Regions from separate parts of the Homo sapiens genome. Here all the other regions are linked to region 3. Evidence: chromatin loops called from intact Hi-C (ENCODE). Cell type or tissue: heart right ventricle. All regions are shown on one strand.

Region 1 (2,500 bases), 340 kb after region 3:
ACAACAACAAAAATACATGGTTTGATTTCTGAGAAAGTGAGAACTAAAAAAAAATTGATTTGTAGTCTAATTCCACTGTGTTTTGAAAAATACAATGTAAACTTCTGAGAAAAAAATTTCACACATTTTAACTTATATTAAATCAGTGGTCCAAATCTCTTTTGGGTAGAAAAGCTCCTTTTCATTTCTACAAACCCTTAAGATCATTAGGTCAAAAAGAGACCTATATGGAACTACTTCAGTCAGTGGTGTAGACAGTGGCATTTAAACTTTGTATACCTATGCCAAGAAAGAAATACATTTTATACTGCAACCTCAATGCATCTTTTGGAACAGACATTTTACAAAATATACATGTAAATCACTGATATTTTCTATTCTATTATACCAATTAAATGCTTTTTAATTAAACCCACTAAATTGCTTCTGCAGCCCACTAATGGGTGGCGATCACATTGTACACAGGGAAGTGGCTGGGCAGAAGCAAGGATCACCGAGCTCCTGAGCAGCAAACCCGTGAAAGTGGCATCCGGCTTCCCTCCCTCTTCCCTGGTAGTGCTGAGCAGCCATGGAGGGGGAACGCACAGTGGCACCTGTCCTGGAAAGCTCTCAGAGGAGTCTTTGGAATGATTCCAGATAGTCTTCTCTATACTTAGGAACCTGGATTGAAATTTTATCTCCATCATTGTGTATTCCCAGCAGTTTCTATTTTCATGTTTACTGTGACTTGCTAAATACTGAATGAAAACAATAAAATGCAAAGCAAGTGCTTCTACCTGTCAAATTATTGAAGGCCCCCGACTTCTTTGTAATAATGGAAACTCGGCCATCACTTACACTTGGCTTTACAAAGCTATCACAGGCCTTCGCCGACCAGGGCCTCGTCCTCGTCCCCTCCTCACACTCCTCTTGTCAATAGCCAGACCCCTGATGGATTGTTTGGGGGAAGGGAGGACTGAAGACTTTCAACAATACATGATCTCCCCTGAAAGATGAGGATTGTGAACCCACAGGAAAAAACTCTTCGTTATTATGCTGAACATAGGGAATTAATGGCTCTCAGTTATGTTTCAAATAAGAAGCACACCTAATTATGAATACATTTATCTAACTAAATGCACACTACTTAATTAGCATTGTTTTAAAATGGGTGATCCAGCAGCATGGAATACAATGTTTCCTTAATATCCAGCCCCCTTTCCTTCTCCACTTAATGAGACTAAGTTTTTTTCAAGACTATTATTATTCCATAACAAAACAACCATGTTCTGTCTTCCCCAGGAAAAACTTCCCGTATGACCAAGAATGAGTTAGGCATGTTCTGAGTAATGATCAAATCAGGGCAATTAGCATATCCATCACCCCAAACTTTTATCATTTCTTTGTGTTGGGAACATTTGAAACCTCTCTTCTAGCTTTCTCTGAAAATAAGCTATTCTTAACTATCGTAATCCAGTGCTAAAGAACACTAGACTTTATTCCTCCTATCCAGTTGTAATTTTATATTTGTTAACTAGCCTCTCTCCATATCTCCCCTTCCTTAATTCCATTTAAATATCCACAAATTCTTTAATTGATTTAGAACACGCCTTTTACCCCCTAACCATGAGGGAGCTTGTATTCATTTATACATCTCACGACCAAGAGCACAAGGACAAGACAACATCTGTATTGTTACAAAATGAGGCTGAGAGTAATAAGGGTAGGGATGAGAATCTAATGACTATGTGTAAAACCAGGGCTTGGCTCACAGTGTCAGCTTTCATTATTGTTATTATAGCATGCTGCTTTCCAGGATGAGGTGCTTTTCTGTGGATATTTTTGATTGTTACAACTTGGGGCGGGAGGTGGGAGGGGCAGTTCTACTGGCATCTAGTAAATGGAGGCCAAGGATGCCACTCAATATCCATTAATGCGTAAGAGAGCTCTTCCCACACCCCACAACAACTCAACCAACAAAGAATTACCTGGTCAACAGTGCTGAGGTTAAGAAATCCTGCTCTAGGGTGAACAGCCACTGTGGAATGGGAGAACACAGTTGGCTTATACTGCTTTAAGAGTGTAGCACAAAGCTGCCAGTAGGGGAAAAAAGAGAGGAAGGTCGTGGGTCTACAATTAGAATCCAGGGACCAACTTCCTATTCCTCATCTGCCCAAAGACAACCTATGAATTACTGGGTGAGAGAGCCGGTATAAACTACAAATTCTAGCATTTTTTTCCTATTCCATCCCATATATTCTCTGAATAGTCAAATTAGGTACTAACCCAGCTGTGCCCAAAGAGGATTATACGGATGTGTTTTGGCCAGCATGTTCACTGACTGGGAGGTACGTTTCTCTGAGAAGGCTTTGATGGGAGGGTGATCCACAGGCATGACAGTTGGGACCCAGGCCAGGTGGTAGGTTAACACCGCAGTCAGTAAGGCAGCAAAAAACCTTGGAGAAATGGAAAAAGATACAACCAACTTAGTCAATACAGAAAGAGGCACATCCTATGCAGT
Region 2 (2,500 bases), 350 kb after region 3:
AAGCCATATGATTAAGCTCTCTGAAAATCCTCCAAGCAGAAACACTTACCTCTCTTCTGCTACAGTAAAATTTTCAAAAAACCTGATTCTTTTGAGAGACTCGGCTTCTATGATGACAGCCACGAAGCCCAAAACTTCTAAATATATATTTAATTTGTCTTGTGGGGTAAGCCTCACAAAAATGGCCTAACCATGTCTCTTACTTAACTACTGTGAAAAGCCAGTGTAGCTACCAAATAGCTACTAACAGCAAGAGTACAAATAAAATAGTTTTTTCCTACAAAAACACCAACACAAAGGACCTAACATTGCAAATGAGAGCCCTAGACTGGCGATACATTTTCTCTTTCTAACTCCATCATCTAGTCTCCTATCTCTGCCAAATATAGAAAGGAACTGCTTCCTCCATTTTCTTTACTATAAATTACAACATAACAATTACTCATGCTGGGCAGAATATGAGAATTAGCCTTCTGCCCCCTGGTCTTCAACTTATTTACTTAGGGCTCTACTCATAGCTTGTATGATTTCAAATAAACCTAGATTTTATTATTAAACATACATATGCCAAAAGTGTTATGGTCAGGAAAGCTATTAAATTAATTAATTAATTTTGGGGGGACAGGGTCTCACTCTGTCACCCACGCTGGGGTGCAGTGGTGTGATCATGGCTCACTGCAGCCTCAATTTCCCAGGCTCAAGCGATCCTCCCACCTAAGCCTCCCAAGTAGCTGGGACTACAGGCACATGCCACCATGCCCGGATACATTTTTTTTTTTTTTTTTGGTAGAGATGGAGTCTCCCTACATTGTCCAAGCTGGTCTTGAACTCCTGGGCTCAAGTGATCCTTCCACCTCAGTGTCCCAAAGTGCTGGGATTACAGCCGTGAGCCACTGCACCTGGCTATTTTATTTTTAAAGGAAAGGAGATAGACATCTTATTCTAACCTCATTATGTGTTACTATTTCCCTTAACTTCAAGCAAGATCCTGGAGATGTAGGTATGGTTGGTAAATCAGTAAAAGGTTTTCACTCCAGATGTTACTGATGGCACATGGTGCTGTTATAAATGCTACACATTACAATAAACCATCAATTGCTTTCCCTGGGAAATTCCCGGATTCTAATCATCAGAGAAAATTCTTGAGGTTTCCTTAGAACTTCACACAATTTCATACAATGTTCTCTCTTCTTTACCAAGGTACTGGCACTAAAGCCTTGTTTTCTTGCACTACAGTAGTTGATTTCTGTTCTGTATAGGAAATTCTTCTGAGTTTATATTACAATAAGGCTTGCTTGCAATCCTTTCCACTTTGTCTGTCATCTTACATTTCCCTTCTTTTTCAAAAGTAAAATGACTGTATCAGTCCACTCATCTTTAGGCCAGCTTGACCTTTAATAATCAAATTATAATAAACACTGAACCCAATACAGTTTCTCATCAACATCTCCACCCTATAAACAATAGCCAATGCTCTCATCAGTTTTAATGTAGGAGAGAGTGCCACCTGCTGAAATTTCTGAAAAACTTCCATAGCTATAATAGAGTGGAGAACTTACTTGCTTCACCATAACCCTCCACTGAATTCTAAATCAACTGAGTTTCATTCTGTAGTCTTGCATCAACCATGCAACGTGGAATAAATCAGGTCACGTAGTATCTTACTTATAATTTAGAAATTATTCTACAAAAAATGATGTTTAAGAATGTTTTCAAAAATTTAAGTGTGTGTCCCAGTACTTCATCAGTACTTTATCTCCATGTCACCAGAGAAGGTACACAGGCTGTACTGCAAATGTGGAAACTGAGGCAGAGTTCTACCTCAACTTTCCTCAGGAACAGAAAGGTTCTTAGTAACAATGCTGGAGTTAGAACCCAGGATTCCTATCTTCTAGTCTAGGCTCATGACTTGGATACTGGCAATGACCAGGGATTCTGACCCCATGCCTAATCTGTCTGCTGGTGCTCATGCTAGTCAATGCATCATGCCACGCAGAGCACTGAGGAAAGGAGCTGGAAGCAGTCTGATCAACCGACAGCCCTGAGAGTCAAGGAAAGGCTGCAGCTACATACAATTTTTTTCCTAATAAAGAAATCAAATAGAATTTTGTTAACACTTATCGATAATCATTTATATACATTGTAAGTACTTCAAGATCATAAATAATTAAAGCAAAAATGGCTATTTAAGTACATCTCAATAATCTATCACTGGTATCAGGACTCCTTAGTCTAATTGTTATTTATGTCAGTTTTGAACTTATACTGAACCTATGTATTACATTGGACTATATGAAATTAATGTTTTGTAGGTCAAAGAACATCCCATCAGCAACTTTATAAAGTTGGTCCAATTTAATAAGTCAAATCAAAAGGCTTCCTGGGACATTACACCTTGCTCTTTAGGGTTTCAATTGCCTCGGTAAGTGATGGAATCCTTGAGGTTAGCTGTTAGATGCCCAAGCCCCATTCCCCATCCAGTAATCAAAGCCTACCACTT
Region 3 (2,500 bases):
TTTCCAAACTCTAAAATACTTAGCCCATCTAATTTCATTGTTTTATGTTTTTCTGTAATGATTTCTTATTCCTGAGCATCTTCTTCCAACTACAATGAACTTCCTTTCAAGGCAGGAACTGCGCATCATGCCTAGTAGAAGCTGGGAAACATTTCAGTGATCATTTGCTCAGGTAAATCGGATCAGATGACATCCTTCTGATGAACCCCATGGTCCTTCACAGGAGAAGGTCCAAACCCCCTGGCAGAGCCCATGAAGGAAGCAGGAAATGCTGTGCAAAGAGCGCAGGTTCTGGAGCACAGATTCCTTCTTCCACGCTAGCCACGTGATCGTGGTAAAGTCAAATTCTGAGATTCTAGTTCCTCAACTGCAAAATGGAAGACATTGATGCCTTCTTCACAGAGCTCCTTTTATTTAATGAAACAATATATATGCAGTACCTTGCATGATGGTAACAAAAAATACTAGTTCTCTTCATCTTCCTCATCTCCTTTCCTCTCTTACGATCGTCTCTGAAAGGACCAACCTACAGCTTTGCTTTCTGCTCCCAACCCCAACATTCCTTATGCTGCAAACTTCATCCTGTTCGGCCAGGCCACACATTTTTTTTTCCACCTATGCCACAAAGGTTTTGAACAAACCTGCAGTCTAGCTTCTAAATAGTATATTTTCTCTTGTAAATTTATTACTCATCCTTCTAGTTCCAGGTTAACTATCACCTCCTCTGAGAAGTGTTTTGGTATATTCCAAGGAAAGTGAGTCGCTTTCTTCCAGCTTCCCAGTGCCCTGTGTACATGCTCACGTGACGCAGGTGCCAGAACGTCATAATTATTCACATTGGGAGTTTCTCCTCAATAGTTTTTAAACTCCTCTAACTCTTAAGTACCCCCAATATATACACTACATAATGCTTGATTGGCACTCAAATATTTTCTTAATAAGTAAATTAATGAACTGAATAGACAGGAACCCAGGTAAGGTATTAAAGTGCTTGAAAGTCAAAGATGTGAACTTCAGTTTACCAGTAAATGGAAAAATGGAGCCAGGATCTAAGAGCCTCCTCGGCAATATCCTAGAGATCCACAAGGTGGCACTCTCTCCATGGGAAAGAGCTGTGTGTGCCGCTCCACATTCTCATTTAAGGAGGTGGCCAGTAAATGCAAGCGATCAAGTTGAAGTTGACAAGGGAACTGAAAGAACAAAAAACTACTAAGTCCAAAGAAAACTGATTAAATCAGCAAAGACAATTATTAGAGGGCAAGAAAATAACTGTGAAAATGCTACTTCATTCAGCTGTTAATACAATGTGAAAACTTAAGTGAGGCCCAGTCAGCCAAAAAGGTTGCTCATGGAGGCCAGGCACAGTGGCTCACGCCTGTAATCCCAGCACTTTAGGAGGCAGAGGCAGGTGGATCACCTGAGGTCAGGAGTTTGAGATCTACCTGGCCAACATGGTGAAACCCCGTCTCTACTAAAAATACAAAAATTAGCCAGGCATGGTGGTGGGTGCCTATAGTCCCAACTATTCGGGAGGCTGAGGCAAGAGAATCGCTTGAACCCAGGAGGCGGAGGTTGCAGTGGGCCAAGATCATGCCACTGCACTCCAGCCTGGGCAACAAGAGCAAAACTCCGCCAAAAAAACGAAGAAAGAAAGAAAAGCCAAGGGGGACTGACAAGGAGAGAAAAGAGAGTTGAAAGAAAACAGAGCGGCAGGCGTTGCGGAAGTGGCTGTGGGTAAAGGATGCTGATCCTAGAAGACCATCAGCTCAAAACAAGACTCCCAACAGCCACAAACATGGCCATCTAAGTTTTGGGGGGTTTTCGGGAGTGGAGAAGCAATAAACAGAAACAGAAAGAATGGTGCCCATGCAAAATCTAAGCAAACTGGAACTAGAAGTTAGTGCTTTCCCAGATGATCCTGACAAAATATGAAACAAGGAGGGTGTATGGGGTACAAGAAGAGACTCCTCCCACTCTAGCAGAGCAAGTGCAATATGGCCAAGCCTGAAGCGGCCCAGGGGAGTGAGGAAGCTCCTCTAAATGCTTCACATGGACAGCATTAACAAGGTCATTAAAACAGAGAAGCAAAAAGATGGCGATTGCTTTGTGAGAAAGAATAGGCAAAATGTCCAGAAACAGTGGCTGAGCCGAGCACACGACACAGCTATCTGAGACAGGTTCGGCACAACTGAGAACCACATATAGCATCAAATACCAATTTTGGTGCTATTTTAGAAAGGTCACTTTATACTATCCAGGATGTAATACCGCACAGTATCACATTCAAAAGACAAAGCTGTTGGCATCTGGAGAAAAGGAGACAGGAATCATCATCGAGGGCTATTGATCACATGCCTATAAAACAAGAAAGTGAAATAAAATGAAGACTAACAAAGGTTCCAATAACTACATGGGGACCACAAGGAACTCCAGAGGGCCAGCCACCCATGACCAAAAAATAGAAAAACACCTTTATTTTCCTGTATCTGCGGTCTCACCA

Evidence for each region. Peaks named below come from ENCODE experiments on the same cell type or tissue, not always from the same donor. Only the 100,000 strongest peaks of a DNase experiment are listed, where the experiment ranks them.
Region 1: it touches region 3 in a loop (4-fold over the local background); 90 of 110 quality-filtered maps call a loop at or near these places.
Region 2: a loop joins it to region 3, with 7 times the contacts of the local background. A loop is called at or near these places in 89 of 110 quality-filtered maps.

What each region holds. Positions count from the first base shown.
Region 1 is chr4:158,861,542-158,864,041 of GRCh38, reverse strand. It overlaps FNIP2 (folliculin interacting protein 2), which reads right to left. Exons shown (of 17, transcript NM_020840.3): 12 at 2,266-2,435. Among named protein-coding and RNA genes, the nearest start is that of FNIP2, 94 kb to the right of the region's middle. In heart right ventricle, no CTCF peak of the experiment used is centred here; no DNase peak of the experiment used is centred here.
Region 2 is chr4:158,856,066-158,858,565 of GRCh38, reverse strand. All of the region lies in intron 8 of FNIP2 (folliculin interacting protein 2), which reads right to left. Among named protein-coding and RNA genes, the nearest start is that of FNIP2, 88 kb to the right of the region's middle. In heart right ventricle, a CTCF peak has its summit at 1,518 (motif pointing left); no DNase peak of the experiment used is centred here.
Region 3 is chr4:159,201,755-159,204,254 of GRCh38, reverse strand. The region is part of intron 3 of RAPGEF2 (Rap guanine nucleotide exchange factor 2); the gene reads right to left. Among named protein-coding and RNA genes, the nearest start is that of MIR3688-1, 74 kb to the right of the region's middle. In heart right ventricle, CTCF peaks have their summits at 886 and 1,088 (motif pointing right); a DNase peak (open chromatin) is centred at 1,104; H3K27ac peaks cover 2,500 bases.